Regions from separate parts of the Homo sapiens genome. Here all the other regions are linked to region 1. A link is an interaction called in ENCODE POLR2A ChIA-PET data of the cell type or tissue named here. Cell type or tissue: HepG2. All regions are shown on one strand.

Evidence for each region. Peaks named below come from ENCODE experiments on the same cell type or tissue, not always from the same donor. Only the 100,000 strongest peaks of a DNase experiment are listed, where the experiment ranks them.
Region 2: POLR2A ChIA-PET joins it to region 1 with 14 read pairs; 24 of 35 experiments call an interaction of 5 or more read pairs at or near these places.
Region 3: POLR2A ChIA-PET joins it to region 1 with 11 read pairs; 4 of 35 experiments call an interaction of 5 or more read pairs at or near these places.

Annotation. Positions count from the first base shown.
Region 1 is chr6:33,707,115-33,715,114 of GRCh38, reverse strand. It overlaps UQCC2 (ubiquinol-cytochrome c reductase complex assembly factor 2), which reads left to right and starts at 3,415. Exons shown (of 4, transcript NM_032340.4): 1 at 3,415-3,566. The coding sequence starts at 3,429. LOC124901304 (a long non-coding RNA gene) reads left to right here and starts at 3,666. Exons shown (of 3, transcript XR_007059548.1): 1 at 3,666-3,807; 2 at 4,264-4,420; 3 at 5,352-5,536. RefSeq lists a silencer at 409-703 and enhancers at 3,846-3,895, 3,922-4,819. In HepG2, CTCF peaks have their summits at 485 and 3,267; DNase peaks (open chromatin) are centred at 594, 3,334 and 4,074; H3K4me3 peaks cover 1,503 bases.
Region 2 is chr6:33,587,328-33,595,327 of GRCh38, reverse strand. LINC00336 (long intergenic non-protein coding RNA 336) reads left to right here and starts at 1,990. Exons shown (of 2, transcript NR_027908.2): 1 at 1,990-2,331; 2 at 7,458-8,000. It also overlaps the pseudogene GGNBP1. RefSeq lists enhancers at 1,521-2,160, 3,441-4,080, 4,464-4,573, 5,064-5,133, 5,254-5,303 and 1 more. In HepG2, a CTCF peak has its summit at 5,489 (motif pointing left); DNase peaks (open chromatin) are centred at 4,447, 4,947 and 5,467; H3K4me3 peaks cover 1,411 bases; H3K27me3 peaks cover 274 bases.
Region 3 is chr6:33,836,198-33,844,197 of GRCh38, reverse strand. LOC124901306 (a long non-coding RNA gene) reads right to left here and starts at 194. Exons shown (of 2, transcript XR_007059551.1): 1 at 113-194. RefSeq lists enhancers at 2,378-3,312, 3,352-4,551, 4,248-5,182. In HepG2, a CTCF peak has its summit at 2,836; DNase peaks (open chromatin) are centred at 3,637 and 3,947; H3K4me3 peaks cover 1,306 bases; H3K27me3 peaks cover 1,269 bases.

The sequences.
Region 1 (8,000 bases):
GGGTCTCGCTATGTGGCCCAGGCTGGTCTCGAACTCCTGGGCTCAAGTGATCCTCCCGCCTCCAAGTAGCTGTGATTATAGGCACAAGCCACCACGCCCGGCCTTAACAATTTTTTAACAAAGGGCTTTACATTTTCATTTTGCACTGGGCCCCAGAAAATTATACTGATAGAGTGATCAGGGCTATAGATCAGTGAGTAAGTGAATGAATGAATGAATGAATGAATGAATGAATGAGCAAGCCTACATTCCAAACAGGTCTCTCAGACTCCATAACCCTACTACTTAACTACCATGCCAAACAACCTCCATATGGAGGAAGAGAGGTGGGCAGGGCAGTCAGAACCAGGGACAACCACAGCCTGACGGAGAAGCTAGGGTACAGGGGAAGGGAGCACCTTAGGAGGAAGCATCTGTTTGCGCTTCCTCTGGAGCCCAGCATTCTTCTCAACCTCTCATTGTCCTTGTACCTCAAGCAGCATGAAAACCATTTGCTGCCACCTAATGTTACTTTTTGGTTGCCTAAGACAGAGGGACCTTGGCTCTGCCTCCTGGGACAGATGTGGACCAGTCAGGTGCTCTTCAAAGCCACGGCTATGACAGCGCCTCGGGGCACCCAGCACAGCCCTAGGTGCCTGGACCTTGGTAAGTAAATAGATACAATCCTTGCCCTTTGTGCCTTAGGGGTGTCATCAAAACTACATGGCTATGAGGTGAGGATGGAGCAAGGAGGGACTGCTGGGCTGGGAACCTGGTGGGGTTAATCAGGGGAGCTTTCTGGAGAAGGTGCCCTTGGGCGCCTCATTTTCCACTCCCCCTGAACTCTCCTTACCTCAGCGGGCATCACACATTCTGGTCCCCAGAGGTTTTCCTTTAATGGTCTTGACTCCTAACATCTTCGGAACAGTTAAAGCCATTCCAGTTAAAATCACCCATTGATCTTTCCTCAAATTAAACTCCTCCCTCTCTTTCCCATTGCCACCCCAGGCCTGCCTCTGGCTGTTCTTGGAGCCATCCTTGATCTTCTCCCACTCTCCCCTGAACAGCAGACATCTGTTTCTCCAAACTCTCTAGCATTGTCTAACACTTCAGTTAAAGCTCTCGTCATCTGTAACTTTGTGTCCTGGTTATGTACACATTCCCAGACTTGGCCATCAACTTCTTGAAGGCAGGACTCTCCTAGATTCACCTTTAAAATGTAGGTAAGGCAAGAAGGAAAAGGTTTGGAGGAAGCAAAGTTTTGTACACATTGGATGGTCTTGGCTAAATACAGGATAGTGGAGATATACGGGGGGCTGAGGCTTTCTTATGAAAAATGCAGATGGTGGGACAGTCTTTTGAGAACAAAAATTAGTCCACATGGTGATGTAGCTAGAGACATATAAGAGAAGACTTGATAAAACAAACACATTTTAATGGGAGAAAATATTCTGAAATCACATAGCTGTGAAGGGAGTAATATCTGGAATATACAGAGAACTCCTAAAACTCAATAACAACAACAACAAAAAAAAAACCCGATTAAAAACAGGTAAAGGACTTGAATAGATATTTCTCTGAAGATATACAAATGGCTGATAAGCACATAAAAAGATACTCAATATCACTAATCATTAGACAAATGCAAGTCAAAGCTACATTGAGATACAGCCCTCACCCATTATGATGGTTACTATCAAAAAACCAGAAAATAACAAATGTTGGTAAGGATGTGGAGAAATTGGAACCCTTGTGCACCGGTGGTGGGAGTGCAAAATGGTGCAGCTGCTGTGGAAGACAGTATGGCAGTTCCTCAAAAAACTTAAAATAGAATTACCATATGATCCAGCAATTCCGCTTCTGGGTATATACCAAAAGAATTGAAAGCAAGGTCTTGAGATGTCTGTACATCCATGTTCATAGCAGCATTATTCACAAGAGCTAAAACATGGAGGCAACCTAAGTGTCTATCAATGGATGTGTAAACAAAATGTGGTATATACATGCAACGGAATATTACTCAGCCTTAAAAAGGAAGGAAATTCTGACATATGCTACAAAATGAATGAACCTTGAAGTGAAAATATTATGCTAAGCAAAATAAGCCAGTTGCAAAAATACTGCAGGATTCCACTTACATGAGGTACCTAGAGTAGTCAAAATCATACAGACAAAATAGAATGGTCGTTGCCAGGGGCTGGGGGGAGAGGGGGAAATGGGGATTTATTGTTTAATGAGTATGGAGTTTCAGTTTTACAAGAGTTACGGAGATGGTGCGATGGCTGCACAACATTATTCAGTGCTATTTCATACCCATGAACTGTACACTTAAAAATGGCTGGCTGGGCACCGTGGCTCACGCCTGTAATCCCAGCATTTTGGGAGGCCGAGGCAGGTGGATCGCCTGAGGTCAGGAGTTCGAGATCAGCCTGGCCAACATGGTAAAACCCTGTCCCTACTAAAAATACAAAACATAGCCAGGCATGATGGCGGGCGCCTGTAGTCCCAGCTACTTGGGAGGCTGAGGCAGGAGAATCACTTGAACCCGGGAGGCGGAGGTTGCGCCATTCACTGAACACCAGCCTGGGCGACAGAGCCACAGAGCAAGACTCCATCTCAAAATAAATAAATAAATAAATAAAAGGTTAAGGCCAGGTGTGGTGGCTCACACCTGTAATCCCAGCACTTTGGGAGGCCAAGGTGGGAGGATCACTTGAGCCCAGGAGTTTGAGACCAGCATGGGCCACATAGCAAGACCTTGTCTAAAAAAAATGGTTAAGATAGTAAATTTTGTTATGTGTATTTTACCACAATACAAAATAATAAATTGTAAAGAAAAAAAAAGTTTTTCTAGTCTGAATCAACACAGTTGGCATTGCTCATGCTAGAAAACCTGCGCCTCCCAGAGAAAAATGTCTGGCTTATGAGGGGTAGGAAGGGGGGAACAGAAGGGATACTAACAGGGACTGGGCAGAGAAGAACAAGAACTAGGAAGCACTAAAGAAGGAATTGAGGCCGAGTACCAAGGGATAGTGACAGGTACGGGGGCACCCACGAACAACGTTCAAACATATTTTCATCCAGTAACCTGTATTTACATGCAAATATATTGGTTTATGCAAAACAGCGGAGGCCTCGGGGGAGGGTTTTTTAGTCTCAAGCTTGTGCAGTCATTGAAAAAGAGACGCAAAGCTGTCTCTGGGGTACTCCACGTCCGCCTTGCCCCTGGGAGCTGGGCCGGTTCCAGGAGGACGAAGACTGAATTAGCTCGGCTTGCAGAGAAAGGCGAGCAGCGCCCCTACACGGAGAGTAGCGGTGCGCCTACAAAGTCGCGCATGCCCACTCCGGCCTCCCGCTCCACTCCTAAGGCAGGCGGCGAGGCTTAGTGCGCAAGCGCCATTCGTCGGCGCCGACTCCTCCCGCTAAGGCGGGAACACGCGGGGCCCAAGATGGCGGCCAGCCGGTACCGGCGTTTTCTTAAGCTCTGTGAGGAATGGCCAGTGGACGAGACCAAACGGGGCCGGGACTTGGGCGCTTACCTGCGACAGCGGGTAGCACAGGCCTTTCGGGAGGGAGAGAATACCCAGGTGACCGGCGGGGAGGCGGCTGGGACGAGGGGAGGAAAGGACGAGGCAGGGGCGGGGCCAACGAGCGCGCTAGCAGGGGGATCTGCGCATGCGCGCGCCCTCTTTCCAGGCAGCACGTGAGCGCGGACCCCCTTTTTCCCCCAGGGAGCTACTGATAGCGACGCCCGTTGTATTCAGCGCTCTCCCCCGGCTGCACCTTGGAATTGCCGAAGAAGCTTTTTTTAAACTCCAGATGGGCCGGGTGCGGCGGTTCACACCTATAATTCCAGCACTCTTTGAGAGGCCGAGGCGGGAGGATCGCTTGAGCCCAGGATGACCTCCTGGGCAACATAGTGGGACTCCGTCTCTACAAATCAAAAAACAAACAAAAACTTCAAATGCAGAATCTCTAGGGGTGGGGTCTTGACCTCAGAGTTTTAAAAGCTCTCCAGGTGATTCAAGGTGCAGAGAGAGTTGAGACCCACACCACCAGTGGCAGCTGGTGACAGCCTCAGCTTTTTGCTTCCTTGTCACGGTAGCATTACCTCATTATTTCGCAGTGTTGTGTATTGACTGAGCTAATCCCCAGTTAACTCTGCAGGTCCCCGCTAAGCGTTTGCGTTCTTCCTGAGCCCCTGTAAGCCTGTGCAGCAGGTTTGGGTCCTCAGCTCACGCAGCTGTGTGTGAGTAGTAGGCCTATGTTCTTGCTTTCCTCCAGGTTGGCGCTGCAGCTCTGGGATTCATTCATTCATATAGCTCGTATTTATTGAGCACCTACCATATGCCTGGAACGGTGCTAGGGAAACAGCAGTGTTAAACAGGTGAAGTCCTGCCCGCATGAAGTTTTACATTGTAGTTCAGGACACAATAAGCAGGTAAGTGTACGTAAGACAGATAAGTACTGTGATCGATAGAAAATAGGGTAGCGTGATAAAAGGGTAATGTTATTAGTGGGGCCTTTCTGAGGAGATGACACATAGGTGAGACCTAAGGCAAGAGGATGAGCCAGCCATGTACACTTGGCGGGAAGGACATTCCAGACACTGCACATGTCCAGAGGCAGGAGGCAGATTGACATGTTTGAGGACAGAAAGAAAGCCAGAATGGCTGCAGGGTAGTAAGTAAGGTGGAGTTTGCTAAGGTGAAGGTCCGGAGCCAGGCACAGTAGGATATTATCTGTTCTGATTAGCTTTAGACCTCATTATAAGGCCAGTGAGAAGTCACTGGGGATGTTTAGTGAGGGGACTGATGTGCCCTAATTTACTTTTTAAAAGACTATTCTGGTTGTATGTGGTGAGTGGGCTATAGGGGGCAATAACAAAAAAAGAGGCTGGAGAGAAGCCGATTATGGTACTATAAGCGACAGATGGTGGGGGGTTGGATGAGGACGGCAGCACAGAAGATGGAAGTGGTTGGATTCAGGTTATGCGCAGGTTGAGTCAGCAGGACTTGCTGATATATGGGATGTGGGATAAAGGAAAAGAGAGGAACCAAAGATAGCACCTAGATATTTTTTGGCCTGGGCATCTAGGTCTAAGATGGTGCCATTTACTGAGGTAGGAATAGGTGAAGTGTAGGAAGAATATCTCGAGTTCGGTGTTAAGCAGGTTAAACCTGAGATGCCAAGTACACTGATTTCCAAGTGGCAATGTCAAGTAGGCAGTGCTATATTTGAGCCTGGGGCTCGGGCAAGAGACCAGAAATGAAATGAGATAATGAGATGCATATACACACAGTCTGAAGAAATGACTTGTGAAACTTGGCCAAGACTTGTTACAGAAGGAACATGGGTTTTTTTTTTTTCAGCTTAGCCCGAAACAGAGCCAAGCCAGCCCACCTAAAGGAGCAGGAGCACGCCCAGTGGCATCATTGTGACTGTACTGCTGATTGGCTGGCAGCCTGGGGAGTGTCTGGCCCAGGTTATACGATACCCAGGGCCCTCACATTATTCATGGTGGTCTTCACTGGCCCAAAGTGTAAAGATCTTTAAGGCAAGAATCTTATCTAGTCCCAATTCTACAAACCCGTGAACTTTCTAAAGCTGTACTCCCTGCATATTTTTAGTATGAGCTTCCTGAAAATAGAGATGATGCCATTTTTATCTTTCCCTCTCTCCCCTACGAGTGTCTAGCTAGTTCTTGGCCCATAAAAAAACACTCAGTAAATGTCTGAATGGATAAGTAAATAATTGGTTGTGGCTCATGAGACAAAGATAATTTGAATATAGTTTCAGATGTAGCAGAACTAGATGAAGAGAAGTTGTGAAGAGTGAGAAAGGAATATTTGTGTGTCCTGAGTGGTGAGAATTGATTTGAGAGCTTACCATGTTTGGGAAATTGCAGGATCTATGGAGGAAGGCCATAACCTGGCCTTCACCACTGAGGAGCTTACAGTTGAGCAGTCAGCGGCTCCATCCTTGGGGAGGTGAGAGAGCGTAACATTCACTTGCTTGATTGTTAGTGTAAGAGGAGCCAGCAAAGGAGGAAAGAGTTTTCTCTTTCGGAGTTGTCATCACCTAGGGCAATCGTTTCTGATCAGTCAAAGGCCCACACAGGTTTGAGTCCCAGCTGCAGATGCAACTCATGGCTGTGTTAGTGATTCTGTAGCAGCTGATGAATGCATTCCTGGTAGAGTGAACCAGTGCACAATGGCAGCAGGTGCATTACTCAGGACCACTGTTGCGGTACCTCATCCTAATGTCACCTGAGAATGCACCTGGCCTTAGTAAATCTTTGTGGTAATTTTTGAAGGGCGCAATTCCTTGCTGGAATTGAAAACACTATTGTGAGTCACTCCTACTGACACCCCCAGATCATTTATAAAGACCTTGAGAAAGCAAGATGATTCTGGTAGGCTCTTCATTAAACTGGCAGCAGGAGGTGGGGCTTAGATCCAGTTGACTGACTAGTATGGAGCTCCTCCTTGGTTAAGCCGGTTGCCAGAAGACAGAACTGGAGGGGAAAGTAGCTCTGCTCATGCCGTCTTTCCATTTCCGTAGAGGAGAGAGGCAGTCAGTCCTCCTCTCAGCCTCTTGGCTTCCTTCGTCCTAATGATCACCCTGAAAGGTGCACAGTGCACCTTTGCCGGCGTGATCTCATTTAATCCTTAGTACAGCTGAGTGGTAGCCATTACTGTTCCCATTTTACAGATGAGGAAACATCAGAAAAACAAGACAACGCACTGGGGGTTCCGTAGCCATAAGAGACAAGCCAAGTGAGAAACAGACCCAGCCCCTCTGGCCCTAGTGTGCATCGTCTCCTGGGTGCCTGGCCTTTCCTCAGCTGCTGTTCCAAGTTATTGTTAGAACAACCTCTTATTCCATGAACGTCAAACCACTTCCTTCCCCTGGTTGCCCGTTCAAACCTTTTTGGGCCATAGATAGTTTGGGCAGCAAATGGAACTCCCTGTGTTTACCCACCTATTCTTTGCCCCAGCCACTACCAGTCCAGATGGGAAGAAAGATGGTCCTGGGTGGGACACCAGGCGGAGAAAAGCTGGGTTAACTAAAGGGCAAATCAATAATTCATACACAAAACCAGAGTACAAAAACCACTGCCTCCATTTATTCCACCTCAAATTGCCCTCTGGGGAGTCTTGTGGTCCACCCTAAACCCACCAAGTGGGGAGGTGGTGGTGGGAGCGGGAACACATGTAACTCCTCTTACACCCCATATCCTATTGTGTAGTTTTAAAAAGTCAGTGTTTATGGGCTTTGCCAATTTTGAATACAGTTTGTCTAAGAACACGTGTTTCCTACAGCGCTGAGAGCTTAATAAAAGAATTGCAACGTGGGGGAAGGTGGCACAACAAATGTAATTGTTGACCTAACAACAGAGAAAGGAGCAGATCTTTCTAATGAGTTCATTAGGTGCTTCCTAAAAGATCCCGGACTGCACACCAGCACCCACTTATGTAGCACAAGGTGCAACTCCGAGGGGCGTCCTAGAAGAGCTGCTGCTCTTCGCCCACCAGGGAGTTCTAACTGTATTGTATGCAAGTTTAAGTATAATAATATTGGCCCAGTTTGAAAGAAGTTAAACTTTTTCTTGGGTTTCTAATAAGGTAAATGGTATTTCCACCTTCTCAGAGGAGAATTCAAAGGTTTTTTTGATTCTGTTTTCTCAGTCATCCATTTGAGGCCTGGTCCTTGGCATTCCTCAGTGTGGCAGGGAGCTAGCTCCCAAGCCACCTGGCATATGCTGGCCACGGTGAAGCCATCTCAACGTTGCTCACCCCCACTTGTGGGCCCCCTGAAGTTATGCTTTTGAAGAGTGTCCTAAGAACAGATTATCCTATTTTTAATTATGTATTGAGCCCATCGAAAACCTGGAGTTGTAAGGAGAATCATCTCTAAGAGGGAATACAAACATCTCCATCTTTTTTTCTCTCCCAATTCTGAATGGCGCCAGTGTGAGCTAGGGTAGTATTCACACCAAGGGGTGGCGTTTATCTCTG
Region 2 (8,000 bases), 120 kb after region 1:
CACTGTGACCATTGTGAAGGCCTCCACATTAGCCCCTGCCCCCTCGCTGTACATCTTACCAGGCCACTCTCCCAGGTCTCCGGCCCTCGCTCCCATTGCCCTGAGGATGAACGCCAAGCTGCTTAAGTTGGCTTTTAAGGCCCTATGTAATCCAGCCCCTGCCTGCTTCCCCCGCTCTCACCCACCCCTATTCACAAGCGTCCTTCTGCAAGCCACCCTCTGCTCATTCAGTCTAGTGCCATATATTGAATCTGACACCATGCTGGACACTGCAGACAATGGAAACAAAGCTCCCCCAAAACCCCCGCCCGCACCCCCAGGGCCTGCCTTCATGCTGTGTTTGTCTCCCCTGGGGAGAGCAAGTAAACACATGCAGTGAATCCTGTTAGCCCTAAAACCAGGGAGCTGTGAGGAAACCAGGGCTGGAGTAGGTGCCATGGCTGAGCTGTACAGGATGGGTAGGGGTTATAGAGGGGGAGAGAGGAAGAGAGCCAACGGCACCCTGGCAGTGGTGAGGCAGATGCAGTGAGAGGATGGAAGGCTAGGGCGGTGATTTAGGGCTCCAGCAAAGGCAGTGAGAGTGGGGGTGTTGAGCGGGATAGATGGTAGAGAGAAAATAAGCTAAACATAAATGGGTGGGCTGGGTGTGGTGGCTCATGCCCTTAATCCCAACACTGTGGGAGGCCAAGGAGGGCAGATCACCTGAGGTCAGGAGTTCGAGACCAGCCTGGCCAACATGGTGAAACTCCATCTCTACTAAAAATACAAAAATTAGCCAGGCACACTAACACGGTGAAACCCTGTCTCTACTGAAAATACAAAAAATTAGCCGGGCATGGTGGCGGGCACCTGTAGTCCCAGCTACTTGGGAGGCTGAGGCAGGAGAATGGCGTGAACCTGGGAGGCGGAGCTTGCAGTGAGCCGAGATCGCGCCACTGCACTCCAGCCTGGGCGACAGAGCAAGACTCCGTCAAAAAAAAAAAAAAAAAAAAAAGGCAGGGTGCGGTGGCTTCCACCTGTAATCCCAGCACTTTGGGAGGACAAGATGGGCAGATCACGAGGTCAAGAGATCGAGACCATCCTGGCCAACATGGTGAAACCCCTTCTCTACTAAAAAAAATAGAAAAAATTAGCCGGGTGTCACGATGCGTGCCTGTAGTCCCAGCTACTCAGGAGTCTGAGGCAGGAGAATTGCTTGAACCCGAGAGGCAGAGGTTGCAGTGAGCCGAAAAAGCTCCACTGCATTCCAGCCTGCTCCAGCCTGGCAACAGAGTGAGACTCTGTCTCAAAAAATAATAATAATAATAAATAAAGTAGACAGGCGCGGTGGCAGGTGCCTGTAATCCCAGCTACTCAGGAGGCTGAGGCAGGCGAATCGCTTGAACCCAGAGGCAGAGGTTGCAGTGAGCAGAGATCGCGCCACTGCACTCCAGCCTGGGCGACAGAGCGGGACTCCATCTCATAAAATGAAATGAAATGAAATGAAATAAATAAAATAAAATAAGATAATATAAAATAAAATAAAATAAAATAAAAGGGTGGACTAAACAAGGAGGCCCAGGACAATAGAGGAGTCCAAATGGTTCCTACTTGGTCAGGAAGGTGGACAGTGGGGTCATGGTGCAGACTGGACACTTCCCAATCACAGACTGTTCGCCTGGCAGGCATGCCCTCCCCTTATTTCACCTGTCAACTTCCTCCTCCTGATACAAGCCCAAATCATAAATGGTGCCTTCTCCTGGAAGCCTTCTGGATTCCTCCCTGCTGGCATTGCTTGCTTCCTTCTCTGCACTCTCCAAACTATACTACAGCAACATCATCATCTGGTTCTTAACTGCGCGGGTCTGTTACGGCCCTCCCACCACTGACTGTGAGTTTCTGGAGGCCAGGGAGCTGCCTTCAGCACAGGAGGCCCCGCGCTCCGCCGCCGGTCGACCCCTGAGGGCGAGGCCAGAGGGAACGGAAATGTGGCACGGTTCGGCAGTTCTCAGATGCGAGCGCCTGCGCAGGTACGCACGCTCCGCTGGAGCCTGGGGTGGCCTGGCAGTCGTGGCCGAGACGTGTTTGCTGCACTTCGGTGCGCACAGGCACTGCGGTGCCAACCTCTTGGTTCCGCCCTCCCCCCGCAGGCGCCCACGCGTGACCTCGGCCGCCCACAGGCCTTCGACTCTTCCCGGACTCCAGGTCCCAGGCCGCCCCGCTCCACCCTGCGGATGATGGAGACAAAGTCCCCCACAAGCCCCTCATATGGGGCAAGGGGGAAGGTACCACCTGGGGCGGGGCCTGGCTCCCCACTGAGCAGAGGTGCTGGCCAAGGCGCTCCCCTTAGTGGTAAGTACCCTCTTGGTTCCCCCTCATACTCTCTGCAGTAAGTCACAGCCAGACGACCCCGCCCCACGCCTGCGGCAGCCTCGGAACCTGCCTCCCTGTTTCAGGCCCCGCCCCCTACAGCCTTTCCTCCTCGGCAGCCCAGGGAGCTTTAAATATGCAAACCACATCGCATCACTCCACACTGGATCCGAGAAACCCAAGCCTGGTGCGGTGGCGCGCGCCTGCAGTCCTCGCTGAGGCGGGAGGATCGCCTGAGCCCAGGAGTGGAGGTTGCAGTGAGCTGTCATCGCGTCACTGCACTCCAGCCCGAGCGACAGAGATAAAAAGAGAAAGAAACAAACCCCCAAACCCATGATCAGCAAAGCGCATCTCCACATTTCCTTTCTGACCTCACCTCCTGTCCCACCCCCTCCCACGTATGCCTTTCCAGCTCCACGGATCCCTTTCCTCAAACCCACCAGTCCTGCTCCTGCCTCAGGGCGACGCACTTGCTGTGCCCATGGCTGCCCTTCCCCCAGATGGCTCCCTCCCTGGCTTCCGGCACACGACCTCCTCAGCAAGGCCTCCTCATCCCTCTGTGATATCCCCCCAACTATCCAGTCTCAGCTTTCTTCATAGCACCTCTCACCCTGGCGTATCTGTTGTTTATCTCACTAGCAATAATGTAAGCCCCCCAAAGTGGAGGTTGTGTATGTCTTGCTCATTGCTCTATTCCCCAGTGCCTAGAACAGGACTAGGATGTAGTCGATGCTTCATAAAAATGGTTCCATGGATTCTTATTTTTTAGACGGAGTTTCACTCTTGTCGCCCACGTTGGAGTGCAATGGCGTGATCTCGGCTCACTGCAACCTCCACCTCCCAGGTTCAAGTGATTCTCCTGCCTCAGCCTCCCGAGTAGCTGGGATTACAGGTGCCCACCACCATGCCCAGTTAATTTATTTGTATTTTTAGTAGAGATAGGGTTTCATCATTTTGACCAGGCGGGTCTCGAACTCCTGACCTCAGGTGATCCACCAGCCATGGCCCCCAAAGTGCTGGGATTGCAGGCGTGAGCCACTGTGCCCGGCCCCACGGATTCTTTGAGAATCTTCTACGAGCCAAGCAGCTCTTCATTCACCCATTGCACAGACGTGGAGACTGAGATTCAGAGAGATATGAGACTTGTCTGCCGTCATATGAGCTTGCTGCAGTGGGAGCCAGGTTTCAACCCAGCTGAGTCTCTCCCCTCTGCCTCTCTGCTTTCCAGCTCATCTCCCAGTTGAGAAGGGGAGCAAAATCTCCGGTTTTGCCCTCCCTTCACCCTAGTGTAGGCCAGGCTGACCCCCAGTGACCCCAGACAGGGCCTGAGGCACCATCTCCCTGGGAGGTCTTGGCCAGGGGGCCACAGGAGGGGGATCATACAGTCTCCTGAGGTGGATAGGCCCACCTTTGGCCCTGCCCACATTTTCCTGGGACCACCCACCCTGACCCCCAGCTCCTAAATGACCCAACCCACTGCCTTCCTTTCAGCCACCACTGAGTCCCTAAACTCTCTCAGAATGGACCTGGGTGCCTCTTTGCTTTTGCCTTCATCCCACCTGAGATACAGTGAGAGAGACAGAGACACTGGGAGACATGGGGAGACAGGGCAGAGACAGAAACACACACACAGGGACACATTTATATACCAACAGGGAGAGACCAGGAGAGTGACAGAGATTTGGCAAGTCCCTTCGCAATGCTCCAAACCTCATGGACCCAATCAGGGCCACTGCCAGCCCATTGTCCCTTTTGAACAAGTTAGGAAAGGCACCCTCCGGGGGGATGCTACCCCTCCCAGGGCCTGGTGAGTGAGTGTGATGGGCTGGGCTTCAGTCCCGCTGGCCCTTCGGCCGAGTGAGTGTGCTGGTGCAGGAGGGGCCGTGGAAGCTGTCCCCAGATGTCTCTATGCAAGGGGGAGAAGGCAATGCTGCAATGCTCCCCAGTCCTCGGGCCCACCCCACAGGCCTGCCCTTGTAGTGTTCTCTGAGGCGTTTCAGGATCCCCAGTCCTCAGCCCCGCCCTGCAGGCCTGCGCCTGCAGTGTTCTCTGAGGCCTTTCAGGAACGCTTGGGCTCTCACCATTCTAGCCTTGACCCGAGCCCAGCCCTCTGCCCTCACCCACGGGGCCTTCCCCCACAGCAGGTCCTTGGGTCACCTCTGCCTTCACCACCCAGAAATGTCAAGCCAGGCCCTTCCGCAGAAACCAGCCCAGGACACTGTGTGTCTGGGAAGAGGCCCTCAGGCCTGCTCCAGCACACAGACCCCCTCCTGCTCCAGGGACAGCGCCAGCACACCACACTTCCCAGCCTCACAGACCCCCGCAGTTCAGAGGAATCCCAGGAGTGGACAAGAAGGTGCCATGGGCCTCACTGGAGAGACAGGGAAAATGAGGAACAGAGAGGAAGGGTGACCAGCCCAGGGTCCCACACCCCGAACCAAGGTTTCTGCCCCCCTCTGCCCCTCCCCCCTCATCCAGGTGCTCCCAGGGAAGCCCTGCAAGGCCCCACCCTTCCCAACAGAGAACACTCTGGGAGGAAATGATTAACAGGGCAATTAGGGCACAGGTGAGTCATCTGGTCACAAGGCTGCCTCCTGGCTGACTCAGGGGGGCAGTCCAGATGGGCCCTTCCACCCGGCCCCAGCTCGGGGTCTGAGTCAAGGACACCATGGGCTCTGGCCAGGAAGTCCAGGAGAAAGCCTTCAGCCCTCTCCAGGCTCCACCCACACCCTGCAGGCTGGGGGACAGAGGCAGGGACTCCCACCTTCACTGGGCTGGCCTGGGCCAGGGCAGGGGACCAGGCTGCTACAGTTTCTGTCTCCCCACGCCAAGTCTGTGGCCACAGGGCCGGCCATCCAACCAACAGCTGTTGTTATCAATCACCGCGATTACTAAGAATAGCCATCATGTTCTGATACTGAACTTCAGCTCTGCAACAGGCCTCGGGCTAGACACAGTGGGGACCCATGGGGACCATCAGACAAGCATCCATGGATAGCAGTCATGTTGAAAAGAGCTGGGGACAGTGAGCTCTTTTTCTCATACATCTGCTGAGGGGTCTCAGAGCCTGGACCCAGGCAGAAAGAAAGGAAGGAACGGGGGACCCCACAGGGAAGCCAGCAGGACCTTCTGGTGAACAGCACCTCCTGGTGTCCAAACTAGGCCTGGCCCTGCTGCCCATCTCATCTCTGGGAAGCCAGGTGTGTCGGTCTCCTTCCCTGGCCAGTAAGGCCCATCATTATGCACTCCATCCCAAGCCCACCCTTACTTTTGAGATTAGGCAACACTGGACACCAGGGACCCCTGGCTTACCCAGGCCCGCCCTCCCGAGGCAGATCCCCCATCCCAGGGCCTCTTTCCTGGCTTTGTCCTTGGGCTGGCTGGGCAGGAACTTCCTGCTGGAGAATTCCCGGATCCTCCCTAGGAGGCTGCAGCACAGCCTGGGAACTTAGGGAGGGAGGGAAGTCAGGGACACCCCTCCTAACAGGGGCACGGCTTGTGGGCAGCAGGGTCCCCTGGCACTCTGGGCCTTGGGTCCTTCCCCAGCCCTAGGTCAGGCCAACTAGACCTCCTGCCCTCTCTGCACAGATGCCCTGCTGCAACCCCTCCACTCTGCAGCAGGGCAGCCCTAGCAGCCCCATGGGCACAGACTGGGGACTAGATCAAGACCTCAGATAGACTGGGCTTGCTCCAGGGTTGAAGATTGGGGGTTGGGGTCCAAAGACAGCCAACAATGAGGCCAAAGTCAAAGCACATTTTTATTAATAACATCACAGGCCTGAGTTGGCTGGGTGGGATAGAATTTGGGGCAGGCCCATCCTACAGACACATGGACACTGTGTCTCAAGACCCGCTGGCCACAGGGGATCCTTAGATGTACCCTAAGAAAAGACATACTCCATGTACCAGCTCCGGGGATCTGGGCAGGGCAGACTCAGGGCCAGCACCGGCTTCACTCTGGAGGCCAGTTTCCCATCTCACCTTTCTCCTCAAGAAGCAGGCACTGGGCGACAGAAATGGGTGAAGGAAGATGCCTCAGTCTTCTCTGCACCTCATAACCTTCTCCCTGCCCCCAGAGACAAGCACCCGAGGACACCTTTCCGCCACCTCCCCTCGGCTGGCACAGCTCCACCAACCCTGAGCCACCTCCCTGCCACAAAATGGAGAATCCTTTCTCCTTCCAACTTGGGGGGTTCCTTGGAAGCCCCAGGAGTCAGCACCGCAGCCAGTCCCTCCCCTCCCTCACTTCTGGACACGACCCCAAGGGGGGTCTGTGCCCTCCCCTCAAGCCCAAGGTGGTGCTGCTGCTTCCTCCGTGCTCCTCCCTAGGTCTCCAGCATTCTCCAAAGGCTCGGGGGCAGCCTCCTTCCCCCTCAGCACAGTGTCCCTGAGGGCAGTAAGGGGAGATGGGAATGGTGATGAGGACAGGACCTTTGAAATGTTGTGCACATGTACCCTAGAACTTAAAGTATAATAATGAGAAAAAAAAAGAAGGTAATGAACCTAAATAATAATAAAGGTAATAGTAATAAGATAATAAACCTAACAGAAAAAAACAAAACACCCACTGGGGAAAGGTATTCTTAAGGCAGCTCTGTCCCCAAAGTGAGGACTGGGCTGAGCCCTTACTTGCCACCACCCAGAAATGACCCAGGCCTCTCAGCGCTACTCAGGCAACCCCAGGACTGTGACTCCTGGGACAGGGCAGGCTGGCTGGGGAGGGGATGAGAAGAAGGAGGAGGGACCAGAAAGGGCAGATACCAAGATTCAAACCCTTCGATGTGAAAAGACAAAAGTGAGGGGCTCTGCCAGGTGCTGACAACCTACGTGGCTGTGGATGAGGTAACACAGAGGCCTCCTGTGACATGGACATGCATGCGGGCTTGGGGCAATTAGAAGGATGCCCCTCAGTGCCCAGCAGGCATGTTTCTTTTTTTGTTTGAGACAGGGTCTCGCTCTATTGCCCAGGCTGGAGTGCAGTGACACTCTCATAGCTCACTGCAGCCTCAACTGCCGGGGCTCAAGTGATCCTCCCACCTCAGTCTCCCAAGTAGCTGGGACCACACGTGCACGCCACCATGCCTGGTTAATTTTTGTATTTTTTGTAGAGACAAGGTTTCACCATGTTGCCCAGGCTTTTCTCAAACTCCTGAGCTCAAGCAATCCGCCCACCTCAGCCTCCGAAAGTGCTAGGATTATAGGCGTGAGCCACTGCACCCAGCCCCAGGTGGCAAGTCTTTCTGATAGGCACTGCTCCAAAGTGAATCACACTGTGCTAAGCCCCCGCAAGGGAGTGCCTTTGCAGCTTACAGCTGCACACTCGTCATCTCAGGAGGTCCTTGCAACAGTCCCCTTTCACGGGTAAAGAAACTGAGGCCTCTACTCAACCTCACAGAGCAAGCTAATGCCAGACTAAAACCTCTGGCCTCCAAACCCCATGCCCTTTCTTTTTGTAAGCTACACAGACTGTCAGGGCAAATGTCCACTGGATAAAAGCATGAGATGATGAATGGACGGAAATTAACCAAAAAGGTCATCAACACATTTTCAACAGATCCATCAATGTGCACTCAAAGAAGCTGAGACAGGCCTAACCTTTAAAGGCTGATGTCAAGGAAGGGGAGCAGCAGGATGGTACTCGGTCTGACCCA
Region 3 (8,000 bases), 130 kb before region 1:
GGGATGGAGTGGACCCGGAGAGGGTGGGTGTATTAGTCTGTTTTCACGCTGCTGATAAAGACTTACTCGAGACTGGGTAATTTATAAAGAAAAAGAGGTTTAATAGACTCACAGTTCCACGTGGCCGGGGAGTCCTTAGAATCATGGCAGGAGGTGAAAGGCACGTCTCACACAGCAGCAGTCGAGAGAATGACAGCCAAGCACAAGAGGTTTCCCCTTATCAAATCATCAGCTCTCATGAGACCTATTCCCTACCACGAGAACAGTATGGGGGAAACCGCCCCATGATTCAATTATGTCCCACTAGGTCCCTCCCACAACATGTGGGAGATATGGGAGCTATAATTCAAGATGAGATTTGGGTGGGGACACAGCCAAACCGTATCAGTGGGTGTGGAGGAGCCAGCTGAGCAGTTGCTGCCAGGGCCTTTGGTGTTAGCAGGCCCGGATCCACCCCATCCGTTGTCCCCCTACCCTCTGATCTCCTGCTGGTGCCTCCCACTGGCCAAACCCCATCAGAGGCCCCCGGTCAGGGAGCAGCTAGTGCAGCCGCACACTCACACTTGCAGGGTAGAGATGGGCAGGAACAGCCGAGGGGAATGGAGACTGCCCGGCGTGGGAGGCTTGGGAGGAGGCTGGGGGAAGCAGAAGGGGAGGGAGGAGAGATGAAAATACAGGTCATCAAAAGGGAGGGCCTTGAAAGAGGCAAGAGCAGAGAGGAGCCTCCGGGCTGGAGGCAGCTTTTCTCTGCGCCCTCCTAGATGCACGGGCTTGTTGCCTCTCCCCAAACCCCCAGATCTCTGAGTATCAGAACGGCCCACACTGGGCAGCAGACATGTGAGCATGGCCCCAGGACAGACAGAGAGCCGGCCTCCTCCCCACTCCTGCCAGCTCCCACAATCGGGTGGGCGGACGGAGCTCTGCTGAGATCAGCTAAACAGGCCCACCTCTGCTGTGTGCAGCCCTCCCTTTATGCAAGCCATGAGTGCCTGAAAGGTTGGGAGCATAAATCAATGCCAGGCAAAGGAGTCCTCGTTGAAATTCACCAGGAAAAAATGCATCGCTGAGGATCCTAGAGTGAGTTCCTCTCCACAGACAACAGTTGTCCCCAACGTGGCTCTTGTCTACGAACACATTGGAGCAGTTGAAAGTGGGCTCACTCTGACTATGAAGCTTCATCAGGAGGATGTTCTGGCCACGCCAGGGTGGGTGATGGGCTGCATCTGCCTCCCAGCCCCCCAGGTTCAGGGAAACTTGCTAGCACTCACACTTCCCTCTCTGCTTCTCTCCTCCACCTTCTGGTAACTCCAAGGGGGGAAAGTGCAGGTGCCTCTCTCCACCCATTCTGCAGAGAGGTGTGCTGATGGGCAGGCACTCAGAGCCACCTCAGGCCTGCCCCTGCCACCACTGAGCCCGCCTCTCTCCACCCCCAGCTCCCCCAGCCTTATGAGCTCTGGGCCCAGCCCCTGTGTTTGAGGGGGCCTGACTCCCTCACTGGCATGACCTCTGAGGGCCTGGCTGGGTGGAGATGATGGGAGAGCCACCTCCCCAGTTCACTCGCAGCAACAGCAGCACTGGGCCTTTGGTGAGATGAACCCCGGAACACCAAGACCAACCCAGGGAAAGGGATGTCTGAGGCAGGGAAATCCTTCATGAAGGGAGGCAGCTACTGTAGATCAAAGCCTGTTTTCTGTGCCTCTACATCATCATTAGCAGAGGGCAGAGATGGGGGAAGAAGGGGGCAGGCACAGGACTGCAGGAGAGCTCTTTGCATCCCCTAGAGTAAAGCTGGTGCCCCTGAGGCATTTGGTGGAGGTGAGGGGGGCAGTGCCAATGCCCTCTGGGTCCAGGGACTTGTGGAGGCCAGAAGAGGGTCTCCAGGACCAGGTCACATGCCAGGGAAGGCTTCCTGGTGGAGAAAGCCTCTGAGCTGAGTCCTGAGGAGGCACTGGTGGTACCTAGGCCACACTTGGGTAGGCCGACCCTGTGTATTCAGAGTGTCTTCACCTATGGGGGACTTAACAGAAAGGCAAGACACCGGAAGGGTCTTGAATCCAGAGACCCACCATGAAGTACCCATTAATAATAGATGGATGCAGCAATCAGGGAAGGCTTCCTGGAGGAGGTGAGCCTAAACAAAGCTTGAAAGGAAGGGAGTTAAGAGAGACCATAGACCCTGGTAGACCCCTCACTTCCATGCCCTCATTGCTCCCAGGATCTTTTTCTCCTCAGCCACTGTCTTGGTTTGAAGTTGTACAATTCTCTAATTGTTTCGTTAATGTCACTGGACTACGGGCTCCAAGGTTTTGCTCACCATTGTGACATAGTGAATGTTCAATCAATGTTTTTGGAAGGAATAAGTGAAAGGATGAGTGAATGACTGTTTGACTAGTCCTAACTTCTATGGTCTGGAAGTGGCGTGGGTCTGTCCCATGGAGGGGTGGGAGGCAGTGGGAGGCCCTGGAGATTCTGCAACATAGCTGGAGCTGCACTGGGCTGGACAGAAGATGGTCTGGGGCAGTGGGACAATAAGTGCAGGGATCCTTGTTCTTGTTTCCAGGGGGAAGTGGGGGCTGGGAAGAGGGCACAAGGCTAGGACCCAATGAAGCATGCCATCTGGAACCGTGGGGTGGCTAGAGCTTGCAGGAGATGGGCTTGGAAGGAAAGGGGGCCCAGGATGGATCCAGACCTCACATAGTGTGCACTCCAACCCCACAGCCCCTCTCCCCAGCCCGGGGTCCTCCAGGAGCTGCTGGACCTCTTTCTCCTGTCTTCCCCACTGCCTCCTTGGTCTGATTGTGCAGAGTGATTTGTGGGCCTGAGAAGCTGAATTGTGGGTAAAGCGCTGTCCAAATGTGGAGCAAATTGGAACTGCAGCTCCAGCTGGCGGGCCATCCATCACAGGAAAGGCTCATCAGAACCTCACTGCCCTGCCCAGCCTGGGCCCCTCACTGTGCCTGCCCCAGGGGTGAAGGGGTCTCCTCCTCTCTCCACCTAGGGTCTGAGGGGGCCATGGGTAGCATGGGAGTGGGGGCCTGGGACTGGGGACCTAACTGGAAGAGAGACAGGGAGGAGGAGGACTGACCATTCCTTGCATTTGTAGGGTCTCCTTTAGGCTTTTCCATAGCATTTTTATGCTGATGAATTTCACAGAAGCCTCCCAAGAGGTGTATTATTTATAAGTTGGGAAACTGAGGCACAGTACAATCAGGTGACAGGCCCAAACTTGCACTGCATTAACAGAGACTGGAGCATGAAATTTACAGCTGGAATACCTGGAATTCTTAACAAAGCAGTAGTTTCTTGCAACACGGAAGAATTCAAAAGCAAATAAATATTCCATCTGGCGCAACTCCTAGTTCCTGGAGCTGACACCTTAGTGGCTCCATTACAGACTGATGAGGTGAAGGAGTCACCAAAACACCTATAACCTGCAGGCCCTGCCTTGAGGTACTGTCTCTCCGTGCCAGGAGCTGTTCCCGTTCTAGGAGAACCCTCTCCCTGCCTTTGCCCTGCCCAGCCTCAGACACCCCATTCCTCAGTCCATGTGACGCAGCTCCTGGCCACAGCTGATTAGGCCAGAGGCGGTCACGTGAGCCAGACTATCTCCTCATAGCCTGGCCCTGACCTCTGACTTGGGACCTGCCTGAAAAAGATGAGCTATGCCAATTAGATGCAAGGAATTTGGAATTGGGACCTTGAGCAACCCAATGAGGTAGCAGAGTGAGCCAAGCTGAAAGGTCCCAGGTAACCTCAGGACTCATCTTTCTGAGAGGCCAAACTATCCAGACCCTGCTTACTTTCCCCTGCCTCTCCCTTAACTCTGGATCCAGAAACCTCTGTGTGTGCGTGGAAGAGGGGAGGAAGATGCCACACTTGCTCTCTGTCATCCCACATGCCCCCAAGCTACCAAACTGTTTATCCACATGAGTCATTTCCGTTTCCCCTTGAGGCCTGGGTTTGGAAACTCAGAACCCAAGCACAGACTGCTGTCTCTCTCTTTATGCTGAGTCATCTCTTCCTTGAGACTACAGCTGAGCTGTCCTGCTGACTACTGAACGGAAGCGGCCAAGGTTGGGGATGGAGAGGAGCCGTGGAATATGAATTAACATTCCTATATGTTATCATGTCACACAAGGTTACCTGTGGCCCAGGACCCCAAATGCGGAAGCATCAGGAAGGGAGAAAGCTCCCCTCTGCATGGGAGGGGTGTGTGTGTGTAGGGGGGCCCTCTCTGCAGACCTCTGTGCTCCCGATTTCATTTTTGTGGAGCCCTTCCTGGTTGCCCTGGCCTGGGCCTCTCATGACCTGTTAGATTAGTGCTAAAAGTCCGACTGTTTGTACAAAGTGCGTTTGTATCTGTTTCAATCAGGGTTTAAGTGCAGGAAACAGAAGGCATGTGGGGATTTGAAGCAGAGAGGCAATTAACATGGGGAATTAGGTGCTTAAAAAGTCATTGGAGGTGCTGTAGCAGTTGGCATTAGGCTTGCACCCAGGAATGAGTATGGAACAGCTGAACTGGCCCCATCAGGAAGGGGAGGAATCAGAGCCACCACCGAACACACCACTCTAGCTGCCATCCATCGTCTGAAGCTGCTGTCACCACCATATGACGTCTGGGCCCCATAAAGCTGGTGCCTGGACATTGGAATGCCATGAAGGAAAATTCGTGTGTCCATGAGCCTACCTGCCACCGGCGAATAGCTAACGGATGAGGAAGCTGGCTCTGCCTCACTTCTGCCCTGCAGGCCTCATGTGGGTGTCTGCATTCAGCAGAACCTAGCTCATTAACAAAAACCCTAGGTGCACGGGAGCCACACTGTTGTTAGCTTTGTAGCCTCTGCAGCAGCAGAAGGCAAGGAATGGATGCTGAGTCCAAGCACATATCTCAGAGCCCAATTCCAGATTCCCAAGAGACCCCACAGGCCGACGTGGCCCATCTTTTGCAGCCAGTGTGGGCTGACTGCTCTCAGTTAAGGCCTCGCCTGGGGGGAAGCTGTGTAAACACAGGAGGGGCAGTGGAAGGGGAGCGAGGACTGAAGAGCGAGGTGCATGACTCTGCGTGTGTGCGCACGTATGCACGTGCATGTGCCTGTCTGGGGAAGAGGAGTGGGGGTGGATCTTAGGGGCTGTGAGATGAAGCCCAGCTCTCCCTACATTCTCACAGGGCCTCTTATAACAGGAGCAGCCAGCAGCCACGGAGGCTTCCATCCAGTGGGGAAGTCAGTGGTGGGGTGGACCTCACCCACTCCCAGTCTCTACCTACCCTGGGTCAGCACAGCCATCTCTGATCAGCTCTCAGGGGAGGCTGAAGTCTTTGTCTCTCCTTGAGCTAATTTCTGGGGATCCCAGCATCTTGTATTAATAAAACCGGAGTACCTAGAATGTCCCTCTCTTCAAAATACAGTTGTGACACAAACACTGTGGCTGCAGGTTCCCTGGGGGAACTTTCGCTGGGGTGAGGTGCACTGAGGCTCAGTTCCCCCTGACAGGGGGCCCTGCCTGCAGGCTGCTAGCCCAGGGCAGGACTGAGGGGTTGAGAGATGCCAACCCCAGGAGCTGCTCGGCCTTGTGGCTGCAGCTCCCTCAGCAGAAACCCTTGCCTGTGGAACTGCTCTCTCCCTTTTGCTTGTTAAAGAGTTCATCTGCTGCTACTCCCCGCTCCTGGAAGATGAAGGAACTACCACTCCGGCAGGCGTGGGGAGGCGGGGAGGTGGGAGGGAGCACACACTCCAGGCCAAACACCCGCCTGCCCTGGCATGCAATCCGCAGGGAGACCCGGGAAAGGGAGGCTGCATTCCACAATGTGTCAGGAAGACAAGACAGGCTCTCTCTGCTCCTCTGCCTTGGAGAAGATCTTAGCCCAGTCTGACTTCAGGGTCGACTTGGCCAGAGCCTCACAGAGCCTCACAGAGCCTCAAAAGCTAATGAAGGACTCATCTCCATCGCCTCAACTCAGGATGTCTCCAAGGGAATGACCCCTCCTCCCTCTGCCCGCAAACTACTGCCTCCTGCCGCCTTCCCTGTCTGTGTCACAGCCCCCTCCCCAGTCTATGAGATCTGCTGCTCCATCCCCTGAGACTCCTCTCAGATGTGGCCCTTGCTTGTCATTCCTACCTTTCAACCCACTCCTCTACCTTCATCACCACACCAGCCACCTCCCCCAGGCCTCCCTGCAGCTCCCCTCTCTCCTGTCCCTGGAGGGTTCCCCTGCTGAACACCCCTGGACACCTCCCATTCCCCCGTGACCTGCTAAATGGAGCCCCAGTGCCTCAGCCTTGTCTCGGAGGCTTTCTGAGGCTCACCCCTGGCAAACCGTTCCAGGCTATCTCCCACACACACCCACATTCTTGCCAAACTATATTATGCATCAATTCTCGAATAGTGGGCACATGATGGAAGCTGGCTAATTAGAGCCCTCTCCTGAGACTTTTGCCTGAACTGGTCCTCTGGGATTTGAGCTGTAAAGGACGGTGTGGTAGACTGAAGAAAATGCCTCTCTCCCAATGATATATGCACTTCCTAATACTTGGAACCTGCAAATATTACCTTACATGCCAAAAAAGCAAATGTTGCCTTATATGGCAAAAGATATAATTAAGTTAAGAATCTTGGAAGGAGAAGCTTATTCTGGATAATTTGGGTAGGTCTCGAATGCCATCACAAGTATCCTTTACACACACACAGAGAAGTTAGACACAAAGGAGAAGGCAATGTGAAAACTGAGCAGACAGAGATGTGGCCACAAGCCAGGACATGCTGACAGCACCAGATGCTGACAGAGGCAAGGCACGGCCTCTTCCCTAGAGTCCCCAGAAGGCACGTGGCCCTGCAGACAACTTGATTTCAGACCTGTGGCCTCCAAAACTGTGAGAGAATAAATTTCTATTGTTTGAAGCCACCAAGTTTCTTGTAATTTGTTATAGCATCCCCAGAAATGGATACAGATGGTGAGTGCTGGAGCTGCTGGAGCCATTTTGTGCCATGTGGAGAGGATGTGGGAAGCCTGAAGCAGATCCAGAAGAAAGCAGAGCTGAGGGATAGAGAGGGGCACAGGGGTCTGGGTAGAGCCCTGAGGACATTGGGTCACCCTGCAGGCAGCCTTCCCTCCCTAGCCTTTTCAGCAACACAAGCCAACATGTTTCCCGTTTTACTTAAGCCAGTTTGAACTGGTTTTCTGTCACTTGCAGCCCAAAGTGTTCTGACTAACACTCTCACCCAGTAATTATTATGAGCCTTAAAAATAGCTCAAATCTTTGACCCAGTGATCCCAGCTTTCTGCCCTAAGAAAATAATCTTTATAAGGACAGTCACAGCAGTGTGAAAAAATAGAAACAACCTATATATGCAACCACAGGACATGCATTCATAAATTATGGGGGGATATTATATAACTATTAAAACTACATTTTCATGCTTATTATAAAGTAATAAGTGAAAGGCAGGACAGCAATAAAAAATACATGCACACACATAAACATACATTTGTATATTTATATATAAAAAGAATAATCTCCATTTTAAAAAATTTTGCTTGAGATAATTTTTTTTTTTGAGACAGAGTCTTGCTCTGTCGCCCAGGCTGGAGTGCAGTGGCGTGATTGCTTGAGATAATTTTTAAGGCAACAAAGCATTACACATACAGTTGAAATCCTTTGTGTACCATCCCTCAATTTCTTACATAGCCTCCTTCCCTCTCCAAAGGTAGCTACCTTATCTAAGTTGGTATCATCCCCATGTATGATTTTAAATACTGCTTATGTATGTATCCATAAGTAATGCATTATATTTACACATCTCTACACTTTAATCTGTAGGATGAGGCTTTCTGCAACTTATCTTTTCTCCACCAACCATACATTTTGCTTTCAGTCCATCTTGATAACATGTTCGTTAGTTTTAGCTGCTGTCAAGAATTCCTTTTCTGAGTGTCCCACACTTTAGTTACCCCTTCTCTGGTTAATAAACGCTGAGCTCATTGGCAATACTTCTTACTCTAA